Regions from separate parts of the Mus musculus genome. Here regions 1, 2, 3, 4 and 5 are each linked to region 6. The links are chromatin loops, found by intact Hi-C in ENCODE. Cell type or tissue: left cerebral cortex. All regions are shown on one strand. Region 1 has its middle 31 kb from the start of Gm22114. Region 2 has its middle 27 kb from the start of Gm39699. Region 3 has its middle 7.1 kb from the start of Gm39699. Region 4 overlaps Rgs5 (regulator of G-protein signaling 5). Region 5 has its middle 20 kb from the start of Gm22114. Region 6 holds the start of Rgs4 (regulator of G-protein signaling 4).

Evidence for each region. Peaks named below come from ENCODE experiments on the same cell type or tissue, not always from the same donor. Only the 100,000 strongest peaks of a DNase experiment are listed, where the experiment ranks them.
Region 1: a loop joins it to region 6, with 3 times the contacts of the local background. A loop is called at or near these places in 4 of 42 quality-filtered maps.
Region 2: a loop joins it to region 6, with 4 times the contacts of the local background. A loop is called at or near these places in 13 of 42 quality-filtered maps.
Region 3: a loop joins it to region 6, with 5 times the contacts of the local background. A loop is called at or near these places in 13 of 42 quality-filtered maps.
Region 4: a loop joins it to region 6, with 4 times the contacts of the local background. A loop is called at or near these places in 9 of 42 quality-filtered maps.
Region 5: a loop joins it to region 6, with 2.9 times the contacts of the local background. A loop is called at or near these places in 5 of 42 quality-filtered maps.

What each region holds. Positions count from the first base shown.
Region 1 is chr1:169,827,708-169,832,707 of GRCm38, reverse strand. No RefSeq gene overlaps it. Among named protein-coding and RNA genes, the nearest start is that of Gm22114, 31 kb to the right of the region's middle. In left cerebral cortex, no CTCF peak of the experiment used is centred here; DNase peaks (open chromatin) are centred at 892, 1,121, 1,677, 1,891 and 1 more place; H3K27ac peaks cover 3,150 bases.
Region 2 is chr1:169,896,794-169,901,793 of GRCm38, reverse strand. No RefSeq gene overlaps it. Among named protein-coding and RNA genes, the nearest start is that of Gm39699, 27 kb to the left of the region's middle. In left cerebral cortex, no CTCF peak of the experiment used is centred here; DNase peaks (open chromatin) are centred at 803, 2,375, 2,969 and 4,350; H3K27ac peaks cover 4,541 bases.
Region 3 is chr1:169,916,419-169,921,418 of GRCm38, reverse strand. No RefSeq gene overlaps it. Among named protein-coding and RNA genes, the nearest start is that of Gm39699, 7.1 kb to the left of the region's middle. In left cerebral cortex, CTCF peaks have their summits at 2,004 and 3,217 (motif pointing right); DNase peaks (open chromatin) are centred at 2,014, 3,228 and 4,525; H3K27ac peaks cover 1,305 bases.
Region 4 is chr1:169,671,996-169,676,995 of GRCm38, reverse strand. Rgs5 (regulator of G-protein signaling 5) reads right to left here. Exons shown (of 5, transcript NM_009063.4): 2 at 59-169. Among named protein-coding and RNA genes, the nearest start is that of Rgs5, 19 kb to the right of the region's middle. In left cerebral cortex, a CTCF peak has its summit at 2,670 (motif pointing left); DNase peaks (open chromatin) are centred at 2,669, 4,419 and 4,977.
Region 5 is chr1:169,816,827-169,821,826 of GRCm38, reverse strand. No RefSeq gene overlaps it. Among named protein-coding and RNA genes, the nearest start is that of Gm22114, 20 kb to the right of the region's middle. In left cerebral cortex, no CTCF peak of the experiment used is centred here; DNase peaks (open chromatin) are centred at 225, 2,117, 2,996 and 4,676; H3K27ac peaks cover 2,580 bases.
Region 6 is chr1:169,742,692-169,747,691 of GRCm38, reverse strand. It overlaps Rgs4 (regulator of G-protein signaling 4), which reads left to right and starts at 50. Exons shown (of 5, transcript NM_009062.3): 1 at 50-212; 2 at 2,371-2,475; 3 at 2,956-3,017; 4 at 3,175-3,341; 5 at 3,772-5,000. The coding sequence starts at 169. The coding sequence ends at 4,011. In left cerebral cortex, no CTCF peak of the experiment used is centred here; DNase peaks (open chromatin) are centred at 1,255 and 1,893; H3K4me3 peaks cover 2,862 bases; H3K27ac peaks cover 2,217 bases.

The DNA of each region.
Region 1 (5,000 bases), 85 kb before region 6:
CTCAGAGTCAATGGAGCCGCTGTGAAGATGCAGGTTCTGGGCAGTCCCACCAGCCTAGATGTGAGTCGGATACTGGGATTTGATGGAGAATAGAGAGGCAGAGCAGGACTGTTGAATGTCATCCACCATGGCTGAATGGGGCTGGGTCCAGGAGGACTATTGTGCCACCTTTCAGATGTGAAGATGAGAGTCCACAGCTGAGAGAGTGGATAAAGCAAGGGAGTGCGTCAGAGTGGGAGATGCTACTGCTGGCAGAAGAGCAAGAGCATTGAGGTGGGTAGCTGCTCGCCAAGTGGGGAAAGAAGAGCAGCAAGGAACGGAGATTTGATCAAAACCAGGTGGTTTAGCGAAGGTGAGGGGCGCTGGAAAAATCAGCCTTGGGGAAAAAAAAAACCAGTTCAGTTGCTTATGAGATGGAAAGACTGGAACGGTGGTGACCACGGACTAACAAACACAGGACCGTAGGCAAGAAGGACCGAGAAACTGAGACCAATTCTAGATGGAAACGTGTAAAAAGCAAAGCACTTGGAACTCAGGCAGGACCCACTCTTTGCTTGCTGTGATTCTCCTTCCAGTCAGCTGATTGTGGGAAGAGCGGAAGCTTCCAGAGGGCTCCCTTGTGGGTCTGTCTGCTAATCTGAGGTTTTAAAGATTAAGACAGCAAACACCAAGAAGAAAGGTTTTAGGAGCTTTTCTGTCCCTTCGAAGCCTCCTAAATCCCAGAGTACACGCATCCCTGAGATTCTGCAGCAGTGCATTCTGCAAAGAATGTGAGGCTAACCAGATGACTGATCAGAGAGGACCTTCCATACTCGCCCTGCGGAACTGGGGCTGAGGGTGGTGGGGATAGATCCATGGCTTTGTATACGCTGGGCAAGTTTACCACTGAGCTGCATCTCCAGCTGGGAGAACTTTCTTAAATTGGTATCTCTGTTTGACAAGATGTTTGAAAATAGATTGGGAAAGGATAGGAAAAAAAAATTGCAAGGGTTTTAATAATGGAAAATAGGTGGCAAAATGCGTCTCCAGGCAACAGAAGTTAGAGAATGCCTAAAAACATCATCTCAGAAGGTAAACAGACCATTGGATGGGAGATAGCAAGAACAATAGACTCCCTCAGGTCAGAAGCGTCTACAGACACTTCTGTGACACTACCAACATCTGCCATCACTCCTCCTTAGCTTTCCGGGGATGTGGGGCAGCTGGAAAGGATTCTGTCACACTTTCACTTCTACTGCAAGACAGAGGAGTTTTGCTGAAACATAATAGGATCCTTCAATAAAGTACTCTGATACAATAGGAAAGAGAAAATTATGACTCAACATATTTGAATTCTTATCTCACCCAGGTCTTTGTGAATGAGGGGACCATAGTCATATCATAGTCACTATCTTTCTGGTTTTGCTAAATCTATAATGCCACGTTAGAAGATGTCTTCCATGTTTAATATTTAATAATTAGGAAATGCATAAAATCATTGAAGAAAAAACATAGTAGGCTAATTTTTTCAATTCAAATTAGTGTACTTGCCTTTAATAATTTTTTAAATGAAAACAGAGGTTTGAGACCTATTTCAAACTGTTTTTATTCATTGAATGAATGGGATGCAGTCCTTTGTCTGTTTTTAGCCTTGGAGGTATGACTCACCAGAATAGTAAATGTACCAGAAAGACAAAGAATCCTGACTTTTTAAATCTGCATTCCTTTAGAAATGCTTTATCTATATTCTTCTGGAGATATATCTTGATTTAATTTGATTTTAGATTATCCTCTGACCTTGCAGTGGAGTTTGAAGTAGCTATAAATTACAATCTTAAAGGCTATGGACTTCAATGATTTTCAAATAGATTCCACCTTTCTTTTAACTGCTGTGATCCAAGATATTGCCCTTGTTGTTACCATGGTAATCTAGCTGACATCACCGAGTCTAGAAGGAGACAATTTCCCCACATACTAAGTAAGCCTTGGAGACTAAAATACTCAGAGAAAATGTGAATTTTGGAAGATAAATCTGTTTTTCCTACACAAATTCTACTTTAAACTAAAATATATAACATCTATTGACATGGCATCTTTCTCTAAGCAATTTAAAGTATCTTACAGAAACCCAATCTTGATTTTCACTCTTACTGGGGGTGGGGGTGGGGGAAACTATCCCTATATGGTTTTGCACCCCACAGGGTAGAGCCTGCTATTATTTTGATAAATTTCCATGCTGTCAACTGGCCTTTTAAGCACTTCTGTTTGTATAAAAAGACCTTGGTGCTTTCAACCATGGTTAGAGAAGCTTCATTTTGCAGTGGGCAACAATCAATGGAGAGATTATTGGTCAGAATGCTGAGGATAAAATCATGAGTGTTTAGTCCTAAAGAAAACACCTGTATCAATAACTACCCCCAGCCCCTTGCTACAAAGACTCAGGAGCATTGTGGAAGACTGGGTAGATAGAATGCTGGAACCAGAGGATGGGAAGAGGGTTGAGCTAGGAAATGCTTTCTTCTAAATGCTGTGTGGCTATGGCACTTAGGAACTCACAGCACAGCATCTATGGTTACCTGCTTGAGGCCTGCACAAGATCGAGACACTCAATCTTTTCATGTACTTGGGGTAGGTGATCTCCAGCCCCACCTATTATTGGAGTCTTATTGGCAGTTGATATTTGTTGGGAGAGTGGGAATCTTTTGTTGTTGTTGTCATTGTTGTTGTTGTTTGTTTTTGTTTGAATGTGTAGTCACTGCTATGTTGCCCATGATTCAGTGAATGACCCTACTACACACATGAACCTATGGCTAATACTAACTGGACTTAGTGGGTTATAGGGAACCAAAAGAAGACAACGTTTGGAAAGAGCTATGTTGGGGCAGGGTATAAAGGCAGTTGGAGGGAGAGAAGTGGGAAATACATATTTCATCACATATCTGAACTCTGAAGAATTAAGACAATTGAAAAATTGAGAGGCAGGGGATGGGGGGTGTCAAAGAAGAATTTCATGGCTTGGGTGCTTACAATGAATAAGATCAAATGATCACCAGGCAAGCCCAAGAACTAAGGATTTCCAGATTTTTAAGTTTCCTAGCACGGTATTGTCATATGTATGCAGGACCACGTAGGAAGTATTGTGGACCATTCAGAGAGACCAGAACTTGAGCAGCTTCTGAATCAAGCTGCCATTCTTAGTCATGTTGATCAATTTCAATGGTTAGTAAAGCATGGAAAGTGGAAAACTACATAATAAAGGACCCAGCGATTGAATAAGTAAATGTCATGAAAGATACAAGAGCAATCTGAAAATCAAGGGAAACTTAAGACATAGTACAATTAAATGCAAGGTGTGGCTATTTTAGGTCTCAACTGACCAAAAAACAGCTATTAAAGAAAACTGTAATTGTTGAAAGAAGGAGAACACTTGTGCACCTGATATCATGAAGGAATTAATTACTTTTAGATGTGGTGGTGTGGTAATATGAAAAATATCTTCCTTAGCTTTTAAGAGATATACTGCATTAGCCAGGATTTTCTGGAGAGACAGAACCGATACTAGATAATAAATAATGTAAGACTATAATAATAATGAATAATACAAGATGGTAAAAAGTCATCTTTCTAGGAGATTCTTTTCCTTACTGGCTTTGACAAAGCAAGCTGCATGTGGCGAGCATTGCAATGGACAGTTAGGTAGACAGAGTGGAGAAAGAGAGAGCACATGGGAGATTATGAAGAGTATTAACTTACATGGATATAGAGGCAGCAAATTCTCCCAGTGGAGCATATGCAAACTGGTGACCAGGGTATCCATTTGCATGGCTCAATACCATTCCAAAGACCCCAGTTCCACAAAAGGTGATGGTGTAACTCAGTCTGAGAATGAAGGGGGCCCGAGAATTTTGGGGTACCACCAGCTTATGTCTTGCAGTAGAAAGGCTGAAGAACCTAGAGTCCTGCTATCCACAGGCTGAAGAGGAGAGGAATTGCATCTCCAAGACAAAACAGAACTATTTCACCTTTAGGTGTTGTGGTTGTGGTTGTTGTTGTCCTGTCAGGGACTCACGAATTGCATAGTGCCTATGTACACCGAGGATCGATCTCTTGAACTCAATCAATCTCCTACAGAACACTCTCACGGACAAACCTAGGGATCGCTTTACCTGCTACCTTGGTCTCTTAATCTACTTAAGTTGACACAGCTGGTGCTATGTAACAAATTAGAACACACCTGGATGCTCAAAACTACACCTGATTATTCTTTTAGCTTCCTTAAGTTGGATCGGAACACAGCTTAGCTGGCTTCTCTGTGAGGAACCAAGAATGTCACCGTATCTCCAGGACCAAGGGGATTATCAGAGGGTTGAGTGAGGAGGGGGTCCATATTTAAGCTCAGGCAGTTGTTGTCAGAATTCAGTTCCTTCCATGAGAATAGCTGGAAGCTATATTTACTGCAAGTGGCGAGCTGGAGGTCACCCTCCGTGCCTTTCCTGCTGTGGTACTTATGGCCTACAGCTTGTTTCTTCAAAGCCATCAGGGGTGTCTTCTAGAAGGATGAGTATTATAATCTCTATTACTATGTAATTATTATTGCTATTTTTAATATGTGGTGTGTATGAGAGGACAGGAGTACTACCATGCACATGTGGAAGACAAGGAGATTTTTTCAGAGTCAGGGCTCTCCTCCCACCATTATGTTGGTTCCAGAGACTGGACTCAGGGCCCCAGCCTTGCATAGCAATGTGATTGACCCCACTGAGCCACCTCAGCAGCCCAGTTTATTATAACCTTAAACTTCTTTAATCAGGTTCATTTTGACACATTCCATTGTGTTACAAGTAGGTTAGGTTCACTTTCTTTTTTTTTATTAGATATTTTCTTTATTTAAATTTCAAATGTTTCCCCTTTCCTAGTTTCCCCTCTGAAAATCCCCTATCCCTTCCTCCCTCCCCCTGTTCTGCAACACACCCACTCCCATTCCTGGTCCTGGCATTCCCCTATACTGAGGCATAGAGCCT
Region 2 (5,000 bases), 150 kb before region 6:
TGGTCAGTTGAATCTAGTCCCTGCTATACATCTCTGACCACCCGCCTACAGGAGTGGCCACAGTCCATCACTCCTCTCGAGAATTCACATGGCTGCTGGTTCTCCTCTATCCAAAGCATGGTGGAACTCCCTCTTCCCTTCTCTGTGTTCCCTTTTCCTCCTAGAACTCAGAAGTTCTGCCTGTACCTTTCGCCCAGCAATTGGTCCATGGCTTTCTTTACTGACAGATCAAGAATCAAATGGGGAACAGGACCTTAACATTAGAAACCCCCCTCCTACAACTCTGAAATTCTTGAAGAACTTAGGGATGATAGAAAACCCACCCCCTCCATGGTTAAAATAATCAAATTATTCTCCATATATGTTTAATGTGGGATATTGCCTACTTGAGAATGTACTCTGACCTGTTCACTAGAAAATGTGAAAGGCTGCCATCTCCCAGTGGAGCCTCAAGCAGGAGAAGTCTCAGCAGAAAATCCAAACTGCATCAGTAATCAGTCCTTCCATTTGGGTCATATCATGCCATAGACTGTAGTACTGGGGGCATCCACATTAGGCTGTTGGGATGTGTGCATGGTTTCTATCAAACTCTGATAAGAAAATCACAGCATAGATGTCTAGGGTTCTGGCACATAGTCAAGCTATTTATGGCACAGAACTAGGCATAATTTTTGAAAATAGCTCCTGGCAGTCTTCAGGGCTCTGGCACAAATGAAACAATCTGGTGGTAAGGTATTAAGTTACCGGGCAGCCAGAATTATCCACAATGAGCTGTGCTTTTGACAAACTTCTTGAAGCATAATGCTGGATGACACCCACAGCAGTGAATTTTAATATGTAAGTGGTATGTTGGCACTTGGGTATAAATAGGGATAGGGCACAAGGAAGCAGAGAAAATGGACTTCCGTGCCACCCACGACTGTCACATTGCACATGTTCTGTTCATCCTTATGGTCACTTTGGTAGAAGACAGAAAAGAATGAAATTGATAGTGTAGTTGGTTCAGCATGGAGCAAAGGACTTGGGTTAGCCTGGTTGGTTTTGTATTCAATGACATATGTCCTTATAAGACATAAAAGAGAAGATTGATACACAGAGGAGAAGGAGATTTGAAGAGAAAGGTAGAGAAGAGGTGGGTGCATCTACATGCCAAGGAATGCATCTATAGCCACTACCAAGGATGAGAGAGGAAGGCAATGACTGTCCTTCACAAAGGAGTACAATCTACTGCTAGGTTAATGTAGGACTTTTGGGTCTCTAGAATTTTGATAAAATAAATGTTTATACTTAATACTGTTTGTTTTGTGTGAATTGGTCATGGGAGCCAAAGAAATGATGACAAGTCATCCTAGTGTGTAATAGGATCAGAAAATGGTCCATGTTTTTATATCACCAGAGGGACCCTGAGAGACAGCACTGAGGGAGAGGGGCGGGTCTTTAGATGGCACAATGGACTATTTACTTCACGTGGAGGATATGTGTCCCATAGTAATAATAGGAATAGACTTTGGAGCAATTGACTGGAAGGAGGGGGGAGGGCAAGGATGTGTGTGTGTGTGTGAGGGGGGGGGGTGAAGAAGCTCCTTGAAGAGGTATGCAGATGTAGATATGAGTAGCCATGTGTTAGCTTCCATTGCTGCAAATTGTAAGACGTTGTCACCAACTTAGTGGCTTAAACATTAGAGACTTATCATCTAACTGTTCTGAAAGTCAGGAAAGCAAGCGTCCCGTGACAGTACACTTTCTGATGGAAAGCTAGTTTCCTTTCTGCAGACCCCAGAATTCCAAAAGAACCAGTTTGCTCCCCGTTTCCAGCGTCTGGGGAAGATGCCATTCATTGGCTCCCAGATGCTTTTCTTTATGTCCAAGACAGAAAAATCCTGGTCAACCTTCCTCACATTGCATTAACTTACTCAGGACATGAGAAGAGGCTCTGATTATGGAGGACTGAGTGTGCTCACTGGGTGAAAGATCTCATCTGGAAGAGTAGGTACATAGAAGGGATTAGAAAATGTGTCCAACGTTACTGAAACAGGAGGTGGATCAGGTGTCATTCCAACCACCTTGTATCTTAATTCCACCCAGATTTCTAGTTAAATCCGTGAGATTCACAATCTAGTTGTAAAATGTAAATAACAACCCGATGCTCTTGGAATATGAAGAAAGAAAGAAACAAAAGACAAGAAAGTATTTTATAACTTACAATGTACCTAACCAGTAAGAACAGGTAATGTTTTCGAGTGCAGAACAGCATCAGCTCATTTCGTCCCATAAGGTAAGACGGTTATTGCACTCACTTGTCAGTTCAGGGTGTGCTGTATTTTCTCAGCTTCATAGCTTCCAGGTGATTGATGGAGCCAGGCTATTTACCGACTCGGTTCGTAACCAGAGCCTGCTGTATCTCAGTATCAGTGGAAGATAGTTTTCACCAATCATCAGTTTACGTTGTGGGCTTATGTTCATTTACCAGTCACAGCATAACAGGGTATCACAATCTCCGTGGTTTCACAGATGAATGTATTTTCTCACAGTTCTCAGAGTTCAGAGAGAGATCAAGGTTGGCAAGGCCATCCCTTCTGAAGGCTGTGAGGAAGAGCAGACTCCCTGGGGATCTCTCCTGGTGTCTGGTGGGTCACTGTCAATCTTTAGGGTCCTCGGTTTGTGGAATTGTCATTTCTATTGTTTCCTTCATTGTCACATCTCTCTCTCTCTCTCTCTCTCTCTCTCTCAGTTCCCTTTTAAAACATGATGCCAGTCACTGCTGCAGTTTGACCTCATCTTAGTCACACCAGCATCGAGCCTATTTGCATCATTTTCTAGGATGCCGGGTGTTAGGACTTAAAGGTATGAATTTTAGAAAGATGCATTGTAACTCACAGCGGAGGACATCAGGAGACAACTGTCAAAATAATCTTGCTGCTTTTTTTTTTAAATCAACTTGCAAAATGAGCAAATTCTTAACAGATGGTGCTGATGAAAATACCTCCTTCATCCAGCCCCGAAACAAGTCGGTGGATGCTGAGATGGTCACCTAAATTTTTTTCAACACCGACGTGTTAGTGGGTTTGGTGCCTGGAGAAACTGCTGATGGGGTGAGGTTTGTGTACACACTGAATGCTCAGAGGCATAAATGTGATTGACATGTTTTTAATCCTTTCTCCTTATCACTGTTTGCTCTGGTCAGTACTGTCCCTGAAATAAAGTTTGTTCTTTACATAACGTCTCATTATGTAAAGTCAGAGCAATCTTTTTAAATGAAGTTTTTTCTTCTGCTTTGTGAACAGAGCAGAGACTGGATGGCTGTAGCCTGTGGTCCCAGGTGAGACATGAGTTAACTTAGCATTCAGAGTGGTTGTCTGGGGCCCTAAAGACAGGTGAGCCTGACGTCTTTCTGACCCATTTGTTTCTCTTGGTGCTTCCAGCTTTCTACTCTGAGCAGGGAGCCCATCCAGACCAATACTTTTTGTAAATGATAATCTTTAATTTTTGGGACTTCATACACAGAAAGTTAGACAACCCTAGTTTATGACAAACTACTATCTTCATATTGTGCAAGGGTCCTGTGATGGCTAGTATTAATTGCCAACTTGGCCAGTTCTAGAATCATCTACATGACAAGTCTCTGGGCATGCCTGGGAAGAAGTGACTGGACAGGTTTAATTGAATCTGGGATGCATTTGGCACCATTCCACCAGCTGGGTCCAGAAATGTATAAAAGGAGAAAAGCAACTGAGCACCAGCATTCATGTCCTCTCCTGCTCTAACTGCATGTACAGTGTGACCAGGGGCCCCATGCCACCCTGTCTTCCCTGTCTCATAGACTACACTTCTTCCTTTAAAATGCATTTCTCGGGTATTTTGTTGTAATAATGAAAAAAGTAACAAATATAGACCCTTAGTTTATTTCCTTTTATATTAATTATCTGTTTCCCCCTCAAACAACTACTGTGGCATGTCTGTAGATTGTTGGACTATAGTATGCTTACTCATATATTTAATTTACAAAGACTTTGTTTGCTTATGATCCCTTCAAAATTTTTTTCAGAGGCCATTTGTTGGAGGATTAACCTAAAGTGGCTTATTGTCTTCTATCAGATGCAGAAATTCTAGACATTAATTGGGCCCACTTCCCTTTTCAGAAGAGAGTGGACAGACATGATCAATCCAAGGCTATGTTGTCAGTTTGACATACAATCAATGCGAAATTATTGAGATTATTTTATGTTTCTCTTCTCCTCCAAAGTCTTTAAAACCTAGTGTGTTATTTTATATTTGGAACAGATATTTGCTAGGATGTACTCAGCTCAGCTGGCTGTGATCCACACATGCAGTAAGTAGCTTCTAACTGGGTTGCATCCACAGAGCAATGAGGTAAAAGGAGGCCCTAGGTAGACCCACTAGGGTGTGAGATATTCAAATGCTACACCATTTCAGTCAAGCTATGTCAATAACCCTTTTGTCAGAAACAAAGCATCCATCCCTTTGGTATCCCTGGCCTTCAGAAGGATTTCCTTCTGAGAGGAGAGCTGTTGAGGCTGACAGGAGTGAGCCTTCATTTCAGAGTTACTGGTCTTACTTCTCTCAACTTAAAGTTTACTCTCTCTCTCTCTCTCTCTCTCTCTCTCTCTCTCTCTCTCTCTCTCTCTCTGTGTGTGTGTGTGTGTGTGTGTGAGAGAGAGAGAGAGAGAGAGAGAGAGAGAGAATAATTCTCAGGGTCTGCTTTTCTATTTCTACTGTGCATTCTGCAAGTGACTTTATCCACTGAACATCTTGCCAGCCACAAATGATGAATCGTTAAGCCCTGAATGTGCATGGAACTTCAGGTTATGGGCCATCACCAAAGGCAAGTCAGCGAGCTTGAGGCAGGTGATCACTCCAAACCCACAGTCAATGCACCATCCTGCCTGCCCATTTTTATGTCCCCAAATCATGAGATGGCCGTATGTACATGCCTAGCCTTAAACCCCAATAAACAATAATTCCTGTTCAATATTTTATTT
Region 3 (5,000 bases), 170 kb before region 6:
ACTGCCTTGTGCAGTCATCTTGATTAGTTCACACTCACAAAGACCCTATTTCTAAACAACCTCGTCTCACTTTTCTGTTGTTGTAAAAAAGTAGTCCAGCAAAAGCAACTTTAGGGAGAAAGGGCTTTACTTTGGCGTAGTTTGCAGTTCAGCCCATGGAGCTAAGGAAGTTAAGGTGATGGGAGCAGGAAGCAGTTAGTCACATGACCACATCAGGTAGGAATGATGCCGGCAAGGCAGTGCTCATTTTACAGTCATTAGGGCAGAATGTTTGCTAGTGGTATTAGAGCTCTACTATAGCAGATCCAGAGAGCTTCCTCATCCCTCTGTCAAGGGAGAAGGGTCCACACCCATCTGGCACCAAAGCTGCCCATACTTTGATCTCACCCTCCAGCGAGGTGAGAAATAACATTTTATTGTTTGTAAGCTGCCATGTCTGTGAAGGTCTGTGGAACACAGTATGAAGGGGCTAAGCCAAGAGGCTGAAATCTGGATTCAGGAAGACATTGTTGCTTGGAAAACCCGAGTGCTTTGTCAAGATTGATCACTTCTTTTCATAACTGTTCACTCTTTAAAACAAGATTAAATATTATTATTTTAAATTGTTAGTATGTATGTGTGTCTGCATGTGGATATGTGTGCATGTGTGTAGGTGCCTGTGGTGGCCAGAGGGTGTTGGATTCCCTGGAGCTGGTATTCCAAGGTGGTTGTGAACTGCCTGATGTAGGGGCTGGGGACTGAACCTGGGTCTTCTGGAAGTGATCTCTCACTACTTCTCTCTTAACCACTAAGCCCCTAACTGTTCATGCCCAAGTCCCAGAGCCAAGGAAGGATTCCAATCCCTCTCTTGAACATCCACTGAGGAACTGTCTTTGCTACAATCAAGAAACCTCTTTCATACACAACTACCATCCTTGCTGGGTTGATGCCACATATAGACCTTGAGCATGGCACTGCGCTGGTGAGATAGTGCAGAAGATCAGGCACTGGTGGTGGGGGCTGTGGTGGCTGCCACAGGCTACACACCTTTAATCCCAGCACTTGGGAGGAAGAGGCAGGTGGATCTCTGTGAGTTCCAGCCTAACCCGGTCTACAGAGCTAGTTCTACAATGCTACACAGAGAAGCCCTATCTGGAAAAACAAAACAAAAGAAACCAAAAAGTGGCACTCAAACAGGCACACAGCAAGTGGAACGAAGGAGATAGTATGTGAACAGGAATTCTGTGAACAAGAAGATAGTCTATGAATAAGGAATGTGGTCAAAACAGGTCTCATGTTAACAAAATGATACTTAAAAATAAATATCTTGACCCTCACTGGTGTTTATTCTGGAATTAGCAGTAGCATCTTAGTCAGTGATGGTGCCACTGGTAATTAAAGCCAAGAAATAAAATGGACTTTATAGCAACAAGTCCAAGGATATTGATTTACACATAGAATCGCAAACAGTTTAAGGAAGAATTCCATTAGACTCCACGGTCATTGAAGGTGAATTAAGAGGAAATAATAGGAAACATGCATTGAAGTAAAAAATGCCGGCTGTTGCTCTCTCCATACTAGTCTACCCCATCACAATTACTGTTCCAGTATCCCCGAGCTTAAAGCCACGACTTCCTTTCTCTATCCTTACGGCCGAAACGGAGCTTCAGCGTCTGCCTGAGGCATCCGAGTTGTCTATTACGGTATGCTCTTCTTTGAAGTGTGGGGTCCAAGAGAGGGTGGCACAATTGTAAAGAGAACTATCCTTAGGGAATGAAGTGCTTCTACTTTTTAAAGCCAGACCCTTTTGGCCGCTTGTATTAGGTTGAGTTTGCCATAAGAAAGCTGCTCAGACCCCGCCCCCGGATACTGTTTGCTTTTCGACAGAGTTTGAAACCATTCAGTTCAGAACTGCTGAACTTTGAACTTGTATTGGAATTTAGGTGCACGGGCTACAGAAGTAACTAACCAAGGCTGGATATTCAGTCGGATTCCTTTAATTCCCGCCTTGTGAAAGTTTGTTGTAGTTTCTGGCTCTGGCACTGGGTGGCGCACTAAAACCATGTACCCTGCTTAGCTGCGTTGAAAGTGAGACCTGAAACTAATCATTTATAAAGTCCTGCCCCAGAGCCTTCGGAAGGGAAGGGTTGGAACAGAACAAGAGCCCCTCTCTGGCCTAACGAAGTGGCCCTTTCCAGTTCCCTTTACATTGGTGATTTATTTCGTCTGAAGGCACATACTGTTTCGCAGAGTTGGGCTTTCATGCTTTCAGACCTCTTACCTGGAAGCTTCATTTTTCCGTGTCAGAAGTTTGGAAGCATTTAAATTCCCTTCCTTTTCAGTGCTGTCGATTGACTTTTGAGACAGGGACTTGTAACCCAGGCTGTTTTACAACTTGTAATATTCCTTCTTTAACGTCCCAACTGCTAGAATTGCCTGTGCAATCACACTAGGCAAAACACAGAATTAGGTGCTGAGAATCGATTGTCTTTTGTCAGAATAGAAAATTAAATAAAGGTTTTTTTTGTTTTTTTTTTTGGTATTGATTAAATAAATTATATTTCTAGGAGAGGTCATTTTGAGTGAAGCTCCTAAAATAAAAATAAGACCTTTAAAACATACCCAAATACCAAAAAAAAAAAAAACCAAACCCCCAAAACTCCCCAAAAACCCAAAAGAATGAAAAACAATAAAACTTCCTGCAGAACTGCTGTTGTAGCATTTACCTACCTCACTGCAGACTTTCTTTTTCTTTTTTCTTCCTTCCTTCCTTCCTTCCTTCCTTCCTTCCTTCCTTCCTTCCTTCCTTCCTTCCTTCCTTCCTTCCTTCCTTCCTCCTCTCTTTTCTTTCTTTCTAATAAAACTTTATTGTTTCCAGAAAGCTTTACTCGTTACAGGAAATATTGCTTCTTTGAATGTTCTTTTTAAAATTAATTAGTTACTTCACTTTACATTCCAATGCCAGGCCTCTCCTCCCAGTTCCTCCCTCTTCCGGCTCCTGCCCCTACTCCCCCCCCTCCTTCTCCTGGGGGAAGGGGGAGCTCTCCCTGGGTACCCCACTACCCCCAGCAAATGTCGATGCAGGACTAGGCGCACCCTCTCTCACTGAGGCTCAGTTAGTGGAAAGCAGACCCACAGGCAGGCAACAGAGTCAGGGACAGCCCCCACTGCAGTAGTTGGGAGAATGTGGCCTGCCTTCTGTCTCAGCACAGCTTGCTTGGGTATGGTCCCCTGACTCCCTCTAGGTGGCGCTCTATGCATGTTCCCTTGGCTGTGGACTGAAGCTCTGTCAGGTTTTGCAGTTTGGAGTTGGGTTCACCCAGCAACCTGTACCCCACTTCACTTGATTGTGGTAATCCAGCTTCTCACTGTAAGGAACACCTCAGGGCTTAGACGTCTGAGGGGCATGTTCTCTACTTGGATGTAAGCCCACCTCCCCAAAGGCCTAGGTGCCCAGCAGTCCCGTCTTCTGTGCTTCTGGCCTCCCTGGGGACAGCTGTCTCTTCCACCTTTCAAGCTCTGCACAGGACGAGTCATTCTCGCCCCCCACTTCTCCACTTAGCTCACTTTCTTTACTTAAGACTTCAGCAACATCTAGTTCAGCTTAGCAATTGTCCTTTGTGAGTCTTAGAGGCAGACTTATGAGACAGCGAATGTGTGTGTGTGTGTGTGTTTAAATGTAAAGAACCCACTTTACAATCCAAGCAAAGCTGTTAGCAACATGCCCAACGCAGTTACCACCCATTAAATGGACGTTATCACTGGCTGGGGCTTTCCAATCAATGTGATTCACTTCATTTTCAAAGACCTGCTCCATAATAGCTGCTTTGTCTTGGAGGTGGCAAGAGTCACCTGCCTGCAATCTCATTCCCCTGGCAGCTTAAAGATAAGGGAAGGGGGACAGACGTCTAATGACTAACTGAGAAACAGCGTGCTCCTTTTAATTAGGAGTCACAGGCAGAGCTGCGGCAGAAGCAAGAGAAGGAACTGCATAGTTGTTGAGGAACAGCTGTCATTCTGGGCTTCATGTGAACAGAGAGGTGGGATTTCCGTTCATGAGTGGCCTCCCGCCTGTTTCCTGCCTCCCTTTGACCATCTACAGAAGGGGAGGACACAGGTGTGTTTGCTCGTAGACAAGTGCCCCCAGACAGCCTCCTCCTATAAGAATAGGACATAAGAATGTCTAAGGCCTGGGCTACCTACATATGTGACCCTTCCTAGTCCAAATGGCTTTATACTTGACAGACCCAGATGTTCTCAAATCTCTCACATATCCCTGTTTTAATGAAAGCCCCTTTGTCTCCAGTGTTCCTGAGAAAATAATTCCCAAACCGTGTACGTGCAGGCATGCACTCCTTACAGGTAGGCACACAAAGATGAAAGCACGAGGTAGGGAATGAAAGAGCCTGCTAGCCTTCTTCCAGAAGCCTTGTGCTGCCTGCCTGGGCCAGATACCCCCAGGCTCCTGAAGCCCATGGGAGAGATGTCTCCTGTCCCAAACCAGATGCCTCCCAAGTGTGTCATTACCGAGCGTGAGACAGCTGGCTTGAGAGACGCTGGTGTTTATAACCAGACTAGGCTGCCTGTTATGGCTCTAATGGGCTCTATGAGTCCAGATGGCCACTCCTTGGCCAGCTTACATCTGGCTGAGAATGCGGAGAAGCACGTAGCTGGCTGGAGTGCTGGAGATGTCCCTTTGGGGGACGTGATGATGGAAGGGACTTAAGGGGCTGTTTACAGCATCTGGGATTCTTCTCTCCTGGTGCTCAGTCCCACTGCTCACAACCCCCCCGCCCCCCCCCCCAGATCCCAAACGCACAGAGACCAAAGCTCAAACCAGACACGAGGCTTCCTCTGCTTCTCTTCCTGTGATAGCAGAACACAGGCCTTCCTCATGGAAAATCCACGCGGTCTCCACTTTGATCCTCACTGCGTGAGATTGTCCTCGGAGTCTGTGAGATTGTCCTCTGATGCCTGTGGTTGCAGCCTTGCCCTTTTGTCCCTCCCAATAGTTCAAAAGA
Region 4 (5,000 bases), 71 kb after region 6:
CTTGAAAAACAGCTGTCATCTGAAGGGAAAATGAGAGGAACCCATATTCAGGACTCACTTGTGTGCCTTGGCAGGCTTCTCTGGCTTCTCATTGTATGGAATGACAAGGTCAACAGCAGAGTCTGGCTTCTGGAGGAGAATTCCCAACTTGATCTTGATCTCCTTGGCCCTGAAAGGAGAGATGTCAGGGGACAACAATGACACATGGGCACACACATCTCAAACAGTGCTTTCTTTCTGCACCAGAGAAAGGAAAATGCAAAGAACCTCTTTGGCTTCTTTTATTTCTATTACAGCAAAAAAAACCAAAAAAACAAAAAAAAAAAACAAAAAAACAAAAACAAAAACAAAAAAGCCCCATAAAGATAGAAAACAGGACACGTGGGTTCCAATCATTGGTGTGTAGAGGACACCAATTATTTGCATAATCGCACTCCAACCTTAATTGTTCTCTTCTTACTTTCTAATTTCTATATGGCAGGTAATATAGTCTTGTCCCATTTTGCAGAGGGGAAAACTGAATGACAGGAAGTTTAAATATCTTAATACAGCCCAGTGAGTATGCGATCCAGCCCGAGCAGTCTGTGTCCACAATTCCCGGGTGTAATTACTAAATGAAACTGTCTCTCAGTCTCCTGAGGACGCTGGCTCTGGCCACCAACTAGATGCATTACATTTGAGCCATTTTGTTTTTATTTTTACTGCCAGATCTCTGTCCCCTTTCTATAAAATGACAGAGTAAAGCTAGATGTCTTTGGAAGCCATTTGCAATCATAACATTACAGTATTTTTTGCTTAATTGTTCTAAAAATCCTTGCTCTGCCCCTCTCTAGCTGTTGTAAGTAGCCTCTTTGCAGCAGCCTTCCTAGAGGAGACTCATTTCCAGTGATGGACTGGAGATTTAATAGTCCTTTAACTTCAGCATTTCAGTAAGTAGATGTGGTCAGAATTCTGCATAGTCTCCCATTATGGGAAGGGATGCAGTGATTTTCACTCAGTTTTAAAACAAATCTTTTAAGCAAATCTTTTTCATGATTCAATACTTTAAACAGACCATGGAAATTGTATAAACATAGATCTTTCTTCTGTCTGTCTGTCTGTCTGTCCGTTCATGTATCTATGCATCTATCTCTCAATCATCTATCTATCTACTCATCGGTTTGTCTTTACCTATCCATCCATCCATCCATCCATCCATTCATCCATCTATAATTGTGTGTGTTCACATGTGCCATGACACATCTGTGAAGGTCAGAGGACAACTTTTGGGAGTTGATTCTCTCCTACCACTTCGTTTGGGCAAGGTCTCTATCATTTCTGTTACCCTGAATATTCCAATCTAAATGTTCTGAGAGATCTCATGTAATTTTCCTGTTTCCACCTCCCACCTCATCATAGGAGTGGAAAGATTCCAAATGTAAGCCGCAACAACAAGCTTGTTGTGTTTTCTGGGGATGGAACTCAGGTTATGGGGGCTTGTGTTGAAAGTACATTTACCAGCTGAGTCATCTCTCCAGCCCTAAACCCTAATCTCAGATAGTAACTCACAGATCAGTTGTGTATTAGGAAACCCTAGACTGTTCTTCCTTTGTCGCTGTGGCCCTCCACATGCACTTTGAGGATAGGGCTTATCATATTGCATTAGGGCTATTGATTTGTGCCTGTTTTCTAAGCTGTATAGAAGAACCCTTTCAAGGTAGGAGTCGAGTCTTAAATGCCTTTTAATCTCTGTGCCTGGCACAGTTGCTTGGCAACCTAGCAAATATTCAATAGTATTTGTCATCATGAGCTAAAATTATCTCGATTTCATTTCTTACCAATCTGTTACCATTGGTCTCCAAGTCAGTACCAATCATAAGCAAAGCCTTAAAGAGCTATGAGGGGTTCACATTATAATCAGACAGGATTTTGATATCGAAAACATACTTTTCTATTTGGTGCATAGAGATAGCAAAGAGGTAACATACACAACCAACATTAACAATTTTGCATCTTAGAGTCACAGTTAAGAAAGCCCTGTCTTGCAACTTACAAAAGCCACAAATACCCAATTACCATGTAGAATGTCCTACTAGCTCAAAATATGGTGTAGAAATTGATTTAGAAATAGTTAACTCTGAGGTGTCTTTTCATCTCTGTTTCATTTTACTTTTGTTCTTTCTCTAGAAACTTCCCGGTGAGTGAGCACAGCCCCCGACCTCTTAACATCAAGCGTATCTTAGCTAAACAAAGCTTTGTGATGGGAATTGGAAATCATCTGCTGCGGGGCAGGGGAAGCGACAGCTTATATTACACAGTGAGTGAGATGTTCTCCCTTTGAGTTCAGGCTCTACAAGTTACACAAACTACCTGATGTTAAGTGTTTCTGGCTTGGAAGTTGGGTCTGGTGAAATAGTTAAGTTCTCAGACTTTTGAGATGATTTGAATTGCTAGCTTTAATTGCATAATTATTGTTTTCAACCAGCTCTAGCCCATGGCTTCCACCTATAAGCACCAAATGAAAGCGTCAGAAAATGACATAGATCACTTTTTTTAAATTGTAAAGGGCTCCTGGAAAATTCTAGCTCTGGAAGTAAGACTACTACCATATAATATTATCTGGGATAAAAAATTGATCATTGGGAGTTGACTGGACAATGTATACAGCACTTGTGACTACCCCCTGCTGGCCAGTACAGAGCACTACTGTCAGAGATACAAGGTCTATCTTCTCCCAGGCACACTTCACTATCCAGTAAAAAGAGTCATCTGCCTCCTGGACTCCACATGCCTCTCCCGCTGTGCACATATGGAAAGCTGTTATTAATGTTGAACTTGACACAACATTGCATCCACCAACACTTCTATAAAGACGAGTGATACACTCTCATGTTTGGGGGTTTCGTATTGTTTGGTTGGTCCTTTAAGATTTAGGCTTCCTCCCCCTCCCCCCTCTTCCCCCACTTCTATTTCTTTGTTCTTTTCTCTCTTGCTTCACTGGAGTCATTTGCTTTTGTAAAAGGCAGGAAGGTGCTGGTTTACAATTTCTCATGCAAGAGCAATAGTCAAGTATGAAGGGGTAAAGGTAACAACAGAGTTTAAAATAGTCATTCATTTCTTGCGAATTTACAAATTGATTATGTTTTCTGTGCCAGGTAGTACATAATAAATATACAAACACCCATAGGCCTTGGTCTTTGCTTTTAAGATGCCTATAGCCCATTGAACTCTTCCACTGGGGTTTCCGGAAGGAAGCAGACCCTGAACAGATAGTCTCAGTTCCCACTAGGGTAAGTCCAGGAAACTTCTCAAAAGAAGCAGAAGTAGAGTTGGAGAATGGCCAGTTGTCACTCACTTGAGCAAGATCATTTTTGTTTCTTATAAATCTGTTAACATTAGCCTGACTGACCTTTCAGGGCAGAGAGAAGGCCGCGAGATGGATTGCTTGATTGTGAAATGTAATGCAGTTCATAGTACAAAGCGGTATTGAATGTGGTCATCCTGTCTTCCTATTCTCAATGGAGATGACAAGGGACCACCATGCTGCACCAAGCTTGTGACATATTTGGCATGTGTGCAAGAAAGAGTTAAAGGTAGAGAAAGGGCTCTTCAAAAAAAATGTTTCCATGTAAAGAGGAGGCCAACTATTTTATTAACTTGGGTTGGATCAAATTGTCTTTATCTGTCCATTTATCGATGCATTTTACCATAAGGATTGTTTATAAATGATCACTCATTTCCTAAGATGGTATACACACACACACACACACACACACACACACACACACACACACACGAGTGAAACAAAACTCTAGAGACATTTTATCTATATCAATTGTCCAGTGGCCATTTGTGTGTGTTATGTGATCTAGAAAAGACGTACTACTTATAACATCACTTATTTTTTGAAAAATCATGTTCTGATGATGAGCCTCAATTGGTTGTTTACCTGGTGTGTAAGATGCCCTGGGTTTGACCTTCAGAACTGCATAAACTGGGCATAGTGACAAAGACCTATAATCCCACCATATAGGACGCAAAGGTGGATAGATGAGAACTTTAAAGTTATCCTTTGCTCCATAGACATCATGAGATATATAATACTTATAATATATACACTTATGTGTGTGTTTGTGTATACACACAGATACAAGCATGCATACACGTGTGTTCCTCTTCTCAGAGCTGATACCTATACCAGAACACCAGGTATTCTCTTCCTCTTGGCCTTGGGAATGCAAGAAAGAGGGAACAGTGTGCTTGGGAGAACTCTGTTGCTGAGGCTTTGTCCCTGGCCTAGTATATATAGGCTGAAGAAGAAGACATTGAAAGCTCATCAGGAACTGACCTACTTATTCATTTGTAATCCTGAAGAGAAGGATGAGTACGATGAGTAAGATTGCATTCACTCTCACCAAGCAGTAACCAATGAAAATAACCAGTGATAAGGTTCCAGCCAGTCTGAATACTTGGCAGCCTCACAAGAACAAAGCAAGCAAGCAAGCAAGCAAAACCCTCCAAAAAGAAAAAGAAAGAAAAAAAACCCCACAGAATTACTGCATGGCTCTCAAGAGTTCCCAGAAAAGAGCTTCACCCTCCATTGCCTTCCTTCCTGTCAGAGCCTCACACAGTGTGGGAATAGTACAAATCAATGGGAAAGCCAAAGAGGTTCAAACTCACCAAATTCGTTTCCCGTTTCTAGATAAACTTGAGCGTATCTGACATTAATTGAATTTCAAAATCATCTCTATCTGGAGAGGAGAACTTTCTAATGTGTTTACCACATCAGCTATGGTCCCTCGCTTTCTTCGACTGCACACTAGGCCCTTCCCTCTGGCTAAATTACATTAATGCTGATTAACACCAAATGATTTGTGTCTCCTTGGGTCTGTTATCCTTTTGTGTTACAAGGAAAAAGAAAACTTGTTTTGAAATAAAATCAATTGGAAATGCCCGGTGGAGCATTTAATCAGAGGGAGAGAATTCTGGAGATGAGTCACACTTTTCAAGCTGCAAAGGTC
Region 5 (5,000 bases), 74 kb before region 6:
ATCAATCATGCTTTAGGACACCTTGAAGGGATGAGAAGGAGGGAGGAAGGAGGAGGAGGGAGGGGGATAGAGAGGAGAGGGAGGGAAGGAAGGAGGGAGGGAGGGAGGGAGGGAGGGAGGGAGGGAGGGAGCAAGCATAAGTTCTCGGGTTTGTTTTTGTTCTACCTCAATCTCTGCCTGTGAATGAGCTATCTCGGATAGTTCCAACCAATCAAAGACGACAGCCCTTGCAGTCTGTACATAGAGTAGGGCATGCCCAGCTAGAGACCAGGCCCATTGATAAAACTGTGAGAGATAATAAAACTGCCCTTGTGCTAAACTGCTAAGTTAGGGGATGATTTGTGACTGTAGGTATCAGAATCAAATCATTAGTAAAGAACTAGGAATTAATGACTTGTACTTATGGGATAAGGTGAGGCTTGGCTAGGTCATCTAGTGGTGACTGAGGGAAAAGGGGAGAGAGGAGAAAGGAGGACTGGCGAGCTCTTGCCAGGCTCTGGTAGTCACTAGATGTTATGTGTTCTCAGGCATCTGGAAGTGGAGAGAATACTATTTTCTACTTTGGGGTGAGGTACCAAGCATAGTCACAACACACACTCTTTCACACTGAATGATTGGCATGGGAAACACTGGTAACCAGCCACTGCTGCCTAAGCAGAGCTCTGTTCTGCAATTCCAGAGAGGGTGGGCAGAATCTGGACCCTCCCTAAACCCCCTGTTAGTCCCATTTTTAAACTTCCAATGATCAGAAAAAGACATTTTAGCTTTCTGAAAATGAAAAGGCTGAAAATTACACTGTGGAGTAATTCACACTAACTTATAGATTGTGACAATAGGACTCTTTAAGGAATGGTGTGAAGATAGACAGGTCAAAGGTCATCTGGTCTTCTCAGTTTTCAAGTGAACATTTGCCAGGTGCTTTCATAGGGTGATAGAGAACACCACAAATAGACATGAAGGCTGGTCATTTTCACCTGAATGAGGCCAGCAAATGTTCTTAGAGCAGCAGTAAAGGCTCATTAAGAAAACACGTGGTCAAGAGAATAGAATCTCTGGTGTTGATGGACTCCTAATCTTCCAGTTGGGTCAGGTTACTCACATAGTCAAGAGTCAACCCCTAGGAAGGCGGCTCACTTTCAGCCTTGTTAAAGAGATATGTGGAATAGTTTCTCCTTCAATTAGTTACTGTCCTAATCCTTCTCAGAATTCCTGTCCCCCTCAGTGCAATTTGAGGTCAGAAAAAGTTTAATGTCTGGGAGTGCCATAAAACAAGAAGATCTCTTATGAAATTTCTCATACCCTTCTCAGTTCCTGCTTTTAAGAAGTCCCATGGGGTGATGGGAAGATTCTGCCTCTCAGGCATGGTAGGATCTGGTTCTGGGTCTACTACCAAGACCCATCTGTACATTGGGCAAAGTTCCTTCACTTCTTTGGACTTCAGTCAAGATTTCAGCCATTTTTTCTATCAAATTAAGACATTTCACTAGTGTAGCGCTTCCCAAAATCAGTGCACAGCTAGACCATCTGAGAATGGTGGGTTATAAATCATCAAGTCTGGGTCTGGGTCTGGGCGTCTATATATAACAAGCTCTTAGGTCGCATCAATGCTGCAGGTATGTGGCTCACATTTTTGAGTAGCAAAGACCAGCTGATCCCAAGGACACATTTCAAGTCTGTGGCCTGATTCCACTGGGCTTTTGAATCTTGAAATTATGAAATCACCAACCCCACACCACCTATCTTTTTTTCTAAAACCTGGTAGAATATCCAGCGATTGTCTAGCAACTCTCAAGTTTTCTAACAGATCCTCTGAACCCAAGGAGATTCGCGGCTCAGAGTTTTTACCTTCACGGGTCCTAAGATTTGTGTCTGGTGACAGACAACATTTAGATTCTATTCCAGGCAATGAAATGAGACCTTGCAAAGAGAATCTTACCTCAAAAACAATGATGACAAATTTGTCCTTTGACAAAGCAGCTTAGTTGAGCAACACCCAACACTGCTGGTTATTCTCTTAGCAATTTGACTGCAAATGACTTTTGACACCCATTTGCTAACACTAGCCTAATGCAGACATATGGGAGAGCACTGGAGTCTCAAGCTGCTGCCCTTTGAGATGACAGCAATTATGATTACATTTCCAGGAACCCCTTTCTCAGTTCCCATAGCAACTCAGCTCAAATTAGCTTTACCGGACACTGAACAAATTTGGTTTGGAGAGGGAGAGAGTGCTGAGACTGATCACTGGGGAAAATAACTAGTTGTCTGTGGTCTGCCATTTCACGTCGACTTTTATCCTACTCATTGTATATGCAAGTCATGAGTATGTGTGAGGGCCATGACACCACTCCTTAGTTCAGGCCGTTCGCATTTATTTCTGTAAAATTACACATCCTGTATTCTATAGTCAGTTGAAAGCAGGTGTGCAGGGTCCTGATTTTGAGACATTGGTCCAACTTATTTACACTCTTGACAGAGTAGATGTTATATAATGAAGTTTTTCACCAGATGCAGTGAATGGTAACCTTGTGTGTTAGCCTGAAGGTCACTCCCAGTCAGGCGATGGAAGGTGCAGTGGATCAGAGACAGAATGCTAACACAAGATTTCATGTGCTAGAAAGTGGGTCCACCAGCATGGTGGTGGGATCTTTGAAACAGTAAGGCCTAGTGGGAGATGGTTAGACTATTAAAAGCATTAGCACTCATAAGGGATCAATGCTGTGTTGCATTGAATGAGTCGGTTTTGGTAAAACCGAATTGTGTTATGGAAAGATGGGGGCTGGCTCCTCTTTACTCTCTGGTTTCCTGTCCAATCATGCCTCTTTCTGTCCTTTGTATTTGTTGTCATTCTAGCAAACTGTGATGCAGCCAAAAAGGTCATGGCAAAAGGGTGGAGTGGTCCAATCCTAGGTATCTGGTTTCCAAGCCTGTGAGCTAAACAAACCTTTTTTAGTTCTGTAAGTACCCATTTTCAGACATTTTGTTATAGTGACAGGAAATGGGCTAACACATGTGTCAGAATCCCCCAGATTTGTTCCCACTTAACCTGATGGTGAGAAAGCAGCTGCAATGTGTTGGTTTAGGCAGAATACAAATATCTCTCCCTTACCCTGTAACTAATCTACTCTGCGTGTTTTTCCTTTCATTTCTTTACTGTTTAAAGGATCTACTGTTCGAGAAATATCTTCATTATGGGTATAAATTCTCCTACAAAGGAATGATATGATGCATTAAAAATAGCTACAGACTACAAGCCAGAAGAGCTTTAATTAACATTAATTAATATTAATTAATTAATTTTATGTCTGGGGAGCTGTGACATCTTTGTGGAATCACTTCTCTCTAGGTGTTCTAGAAGATGGACGATGGGACCGCGTCTTGGTAGAATGTGTACGAATGGCTGACAATGTCCCTGAATACAGGGAAATCAATACAGAGCTAATACATTTGTGAAGTCCAGGAGTACATATTCTTTGACGTTCTGCTTTTATTTTATTTTATTTTATTTTATTTTATTTTCCAGATAGTGTCTTCCTATGGCCTTGAACTCATGATTCTCCCGCCTCAGCTTCTACTGTGTTGGAATCACAGGCATTCACCCCTATGTCCAGCTTTGTTCACTTTTATAACCAAATAAATTCAGAAAGAGTCCATGTCACCTCTTCTTTAGAGCACTCTCTGTTTTCAGGTGAATAATATTGCCCTTCCTCTAACTTTAATTTTTCTCTGTATTTTCAAGTGATAGCATTTCTATGCAACTCAGTAGAAGGGGGACTAACAGTATCTGGAGACTAGACCAAAATGGCCTGTTGCGTTTAGATGTATGGGAAACAGTCACTCAGTGTGGGCAGGGCAAGGCTTGTTAAACACTGCAGGTGCCCTCCTTGGACTTCACAGATCAGAATATGTGACTCTTTTTGTTTCATTCCCAGTCAAGCATGGGCCTAGGAGAAGCTATTTAATTTTCCATCACCACCACTGCCACAAAACAAAACAAAACAAAACAATAAACAAACAAACAAACAAACCCAAACCAAAAAAAGTCAGATGTGTGGCAACCTCTGGAGACATAATTTTGTTGTTTCCCTATGTTTTGGGTCTATGATTAACATAGACACAGAGCTAGAGAGATTTTTAACATGGAGCTCAGTCAGTTTAAAAACCAAAATGATTGTTTTACAAGTTCAGTCATAGAATAACAGGATTCATATAAACTCTGATATCTGCAGTTCTTCCCATTTTTATGTACATCACTAGGTGTAGCCCAGTGGAAAAACCCCACCCTTCCTTGCTTCTCTGTTCACAGATATGGTAGGGAGGGGCCACTGAGACAGGCATCATTCTTCATTTGGTCTCCATCTCAGCCTTTCAAGGCTCTGCTTTTCACTTTAGCCTCAAGGGAATTTAGGATACTCAAAAAACTAGGTCACAAATTGCTTCCATCTCTTAGAAGCAAGTAGCAAAATGACATTGTTGTTCTCTCTGCTCCTCTTATCCGGAGATAACAGTGAATGTGTGCTACTTCAGAAGAGTAATTATGAATGTGTGAAAATCTACCATGATTCAATGCTGCTGCATATCAGTCAAAAACCCTTTAGTAGACTTGAAGCTTGCTGCAAACCTAGAGCCAGAAACTTCAAGAGATGGAAAGCAAACGGATAATGAAATTTCATCCTAGTCATCCTGTGAGTCAGAGACAAATAGGCTTGCAGCAGGAGGGAGAGAGCCGAGTGCCTACTGGCTTGCCTCAGGCAAAGAAAAAAATGATGCTCTTTAGTAGCTGCGAGCCTAGGAGGGGTTCCTTCAGCTCACTTTCCTTCCCTGAATTCACATCAGTACCATCCCCACGACAGTGAGCTTCCACAGGTGTCCTGCTGGTGCGACAAACTGTGTGCCTGGTAACCATTGATATTTTTGATGCACCTCAGTTTCTTGCCCTACATACAGAGTCTTGATTTAAGAAGGATATCACTGATATATAAAGGGGGAAGAAGGAAGAG
Region 6 (5,000 bases):
CCGGGTGCGTGGCTGAGCTATAAAAGAGACCCCACCGGGCTTGAAAGCCAGAGGCTCAGAGGATTCTGACAGCTTCTTTGCAGAGCAGAAGCAACTGTGCTCAAAATAGAAACCACCGCGGCTCCCGCTGCCTTTCTCTCCTCGCTAAGAATCCCTCAGTTAAACAAGATGTGCAAAGGACTTGCAGGTCTGCCGGCTTCCTGCCTGAGGAGGTAAGATTGGTTTCTGTTACTGGTCAGGCTAAAGTTTTGCATAGACTTTTTCAGTGAGTTGCATGCTTTTGCTTAGGAAGTTCTCTGGGATCAGAAGCTATATGCTCCAGGAAGCCCTGGTAGCGTCTCCCTAGGACCAGCCAGATTGCTGTATTTTACATGACTTCAGTTTTGAGACTGGCTTTGACTTGTAAGCTGGGTCCTTTAGTTAAGCTGTTTGAATTACGAAGTGATAGGAGGTGTGGGGGATGCATCTGTACTCTTTCCATAACCATGTCCTGTTGGAGCATTTCTGAAATCATGATTAACTAGTTCTTGTGTGAGGGAAGAAACCTCAGAAGGAAGTTTGGAGACATTGTCAGAATGCTTTCTGTGGCATTCTTCAGTGTCCTCTGCCTTGGTTGTCAACAAGCGTAAGCATAAAAGATTTTTTTTTCCAAACTACATCTCTGTGGTTGAGAAATATATACAGTTTGTAACATAGCAGCTTAAAGTTTTAGAGGCACCTGTGTGCCTTTGCGTTCATTTTTTTTAAGGGTATGAATGAATGATTTCATGGAGTACTTATATATATAGTAGTTGGTTTAAAATAAAACACAAGGTTAGTGTGTATTACATGATTTCCTCTTGAACTTAGAGGTCAGAAGTGATCTGTGGCTCTACCAAACCTCCCTAACCATCCTTGGAGATATAAATCTCAACTTGGAAATAATTCCCCAAAGCACAATGTTTGTCTGCCCTCAAAGGGTTAATCAGCTCTCATCTTCAGTGCTAGGGTCTCCAGAGGGTCTTATCTGCTCAAGGTCACATGGTTGGTGGTGGTAGAGGAAGGACCATGTCCAGGTTACCTGTCTCCAGGGACTTCTAACGTAACTTTGGTTTTTATTTTTCGGCTTCTGTTGTGTTACAAGATATTTGCCAAACACGCTTCCAGCTCCTTGGAAATGCCCCTTCACTTAGTCAGTAGCTGCCGGGGCTCAGGCAGAGGCAGCACACGGAGACAGGAAGTCATATCTCTTTGGGCTGGATTACAATGCATCCATAGCATCACCTTAGGACTGTCCCAACTCTGGTGATTTTTATCTTGCTGTTACTGGGAAGGATTTTGTCACCAGTCACCAGCTTGGGAAAAAGAGAAAGGAAGATGGCCTTATGAGAGATGGAAAAATACTACCTTAAAGGGCAGCCCAAGAATAGCCTGAGATTCGGACGTTCTAAGAAAATCCACTGATAAGCAACCAGCTTGTCAACCTCCATCCTAAGGGGCTGCTGAGCACTGCCGTTCTTTGCCAACCCTTTCAGGCAAGAACGGCTCATCCTCTGTTGCTCTGGAAACACATTTAAACCATTCTTGGCTTTTATAATAAAAGAGATAATAGTAATATAGTTTTAGAAATCTATTAAGAAAGAATGACAGAGTTGAGCTGGAAGTTCAAGTAGTCAGAAACTCTGTGGTACCCTGGCTGTTGAGTGGTGGTTGGAAAGTGGAAACTGCTCTAATTAATTACTTGCCTCAGCCTTGACTCTGTCTTGCTTCTCCTATCCCAAAGTCTCAGATGCCCTTTTAAATGTGCATCTCCCTGTAATGTAGATTTGGGGTTGTTTGTTTGTTGTTTGCAGCTCTAGGTGGAGGTTGCCTAGAAACCAGCCTGGCAGGGCTGCACTTTCAGCCTGAGCACACTCCCTTGTACCATTCACTTTTCCTGCTCCTCTCTGCAGCACTACACACTTAAGCTGATGCTCTGCACACACACACACACACACACACACACACACACACACACACACACACACACACACACACACTGAGAACTCCTTGGCTACCATTTTCAGGGCTAACTGGACTCACTTTACAGAAGTGCTTCCCCTGCTCACCTTGGGAAGTAGCACCAGGCTGCCAGAAGATGTCCTACAGGCAGCATGGGTCCTGTTTTGCAGTTACTGCACACATTTCAAAGTAGCAGCCACTTCTTAACATGTTTTCACCAACGATATCAAAAGCCATATGCAGAAACAAAGGAATCGCTTCTGGGAGTTCAAGCCACTGCAAGTCCCCTAAGGACACTGCTTCTGACCCACACAGCAGTCTTAAGAGCCTTCATGTCTCTCTTTGAAGGAAATGTGTTTTTCATGTTAAGTGTTGTCTTCTTCCTTGCAGTGCAAAGGACATGAAACATCGGCTGGGGTTCCTGCTGCAGAAGTCAGATTCCTGCGAACACAGTTCTTCACACAGCAAGAAGGACAAAGTAGTAACTTGCCAGAGGTAAGAGAGGTGGCTTCAGCGAAGAGCCCTTGAGGGTTAACTATCTGATAATAGAGAAGTTGTGTGTTGTACGTAAAGAGTGAGTGTGAAGACAGGCCCTTAGCTGAGCCAGATTTGGGTCAAGATGGCCTCTACTTTCAAGGTGAGGGTACACAATTGTAGTCTCATCACTTGGAAGGTTAGGAGGGCCATGAGTTCAAGACTAGCCTGAGATTTATAAGAAGATATTATAACACACACACACACACACACACACACACACACACACACACACACACACACACACACACACAGGAGGATGGAGAGAGATAGACAGGCAGATAGACAAGAGAGTCTAGTTTATGTCAATCATAATTAGAATTTGAATCTACATATTTCTTGAAAAAGTATCCTAGTAAACAATATAGCACATATTGCCTTAGTTTTTTTTTAATACTATGCTATGTATTTAAATCCTTCTCTCTTCTATAATATCTCCAGGGTAAGCCAAGAAGAAGTCAAGAAATGGGCTGAATCGTTGGAAAACCTGATTCACCATGAATGTAAGTAACCACACTTTCTCTCTTTCTCTCTCTGTCATCACACACACACACACACACACACACACACACACACACACACACACACACTGAAAATAGCATTACTCAGCACTAGACAAGTCATGTCTGGGTAACTGTGTCTCTTTGTCCTCTGTCACAGGTGGACTGGCAGCTTTCAAAGCTTTCCTGAAGTCGGAATACAGCGAGGAGAACATTGACTTCTGGATCAGCTGTGAGGAGTACAAGAAGATCAAGTCACCTTCTAAACTAAGTCCCAAAGCCAAGAAGATCTACAACGAGTTCATCTCAGTGCAAGCAACAAAAGAGGTACGTTTCCATGGCAGAGAACTTTCTAGATCTTAGTGGGAATTCCTAGGACAGGCATTCAGGGTCAGGGATCTTTAGAACTACTAGTTAAAGGAGCCACTGAGCTGGCTGTTATAATCTCGACAATATTCCAAGGAAGTCTACTAGGGAAAAAGGCTGCTTTTGTCTATATGATCAATGAGTCTTCTTAATAAATATAACCATAAATCTCCCCAATGAGAGAGTAAAGGAAAAGAAAGTTCTCCTTCCACTTAGAGGCAGAGGGAACCTTTTATACACATATGTCAGGGCAGACCCAAATGTCCCGGGTTTCATTCCGGGGAGAAATGTAAAGAAAGGGTCCCAGCCACTCCTTGTTCATTCCAAGCCTGCAGCCTCCTCTCTTCAACAGGGCACTAGATCTAATGCAACCTTGGTCTTTGCACTTCAGGTGAACCTGGACTCTTGCACCAGAGAGGAGACAAGCCGGAACATGTTACAGCCCACAATAACCTGTTTTGATGAAGCCCAGAAGAAGATTTTCAACCTGATGGAAAAGGATTCCTACCGCCGCTTCCTCAAGTCTCGATTCTATCTTGACCTGACCAATCCTTCCAGCTGCGGGGCAGAGAAGCAGAAAGGAGCCAAGAGTTCTGCAGACTGCACTTCCCTGGTCTCCCAGTGTGCCTAATTCTCACACAGAGGCAGGGAGCCCAAATGCCAAGACTCTATGCTCTGAAAAACCTGAGGCCAAATATTGATCTTAAGCACCAATGCTTTATCCACATTGTAGCCTAGTGTCCATGCTGCCTGCCGCGTGTGAGTCACTTCCATGTAAAACTAGCCTTAGTTGTGGTGTTGGGGTTTTCACTAGGGTAAGACCCAATTTGTTTTAAATTTTCCCAAGTCTCCTTAAGGGTGAGCAAGTTTCCAAATAATGGCTCCGTAGGTCTGGATTTTCAAAGATGGCTGGCAGTCTGCCCCTTTCAACAGTTTGACCTCAAGTTAGTTAGTTGGTACACTTCATGTGACATTCCATGCACATGTAATGTTGGCCAGCAGCACTTCCTACGGACTCTCAATGTTTAGGTGATATTTGTGTATGCATATGTATACATTAAAATATACATAACATATGCATATACATTCTGTATATATTATACCTATGTATTCAATGTGTGTGAATGTGCATGAATATGTATCTATCTATCTATATATGTATATACTGACACATGCACACACATTTCTTTAAGAAAAGATGGGAAAGATCCTAGGTGCTCAAACTGGAGTGTGTAGACATGCTTGCATGCATGTTCTGATTTCTGGTCCTTCATACCGTGTCTGAACAGGGCAAACTGAATTAACTGCCATGCAGGCTAAGAAAGGAACAGTAACTTGTGGGGAATGAGTTCTATAGAACCACTGGGTCTTGGCGGAGAATAGCCAGGGCCTTTGTGTTTAGTTGTTGATGGCCTCCACATTGAGCACTAAGCTAAGGGGTGAGCACTCTGAAAACTCTGCTGTCTGACTGACACTGAACTGCCTTGCATCAGTGATCACTACTGGCACTTTTTAAGTCCCTCTGCTGATGGCCTTCCCTCCTTTGCCTGGGTGCTCAGGGTGTGCTGATTAGCAGCTGGGTTGGTCTAGAGCTGAATGTTTGAGCTGAATGAAGGAATG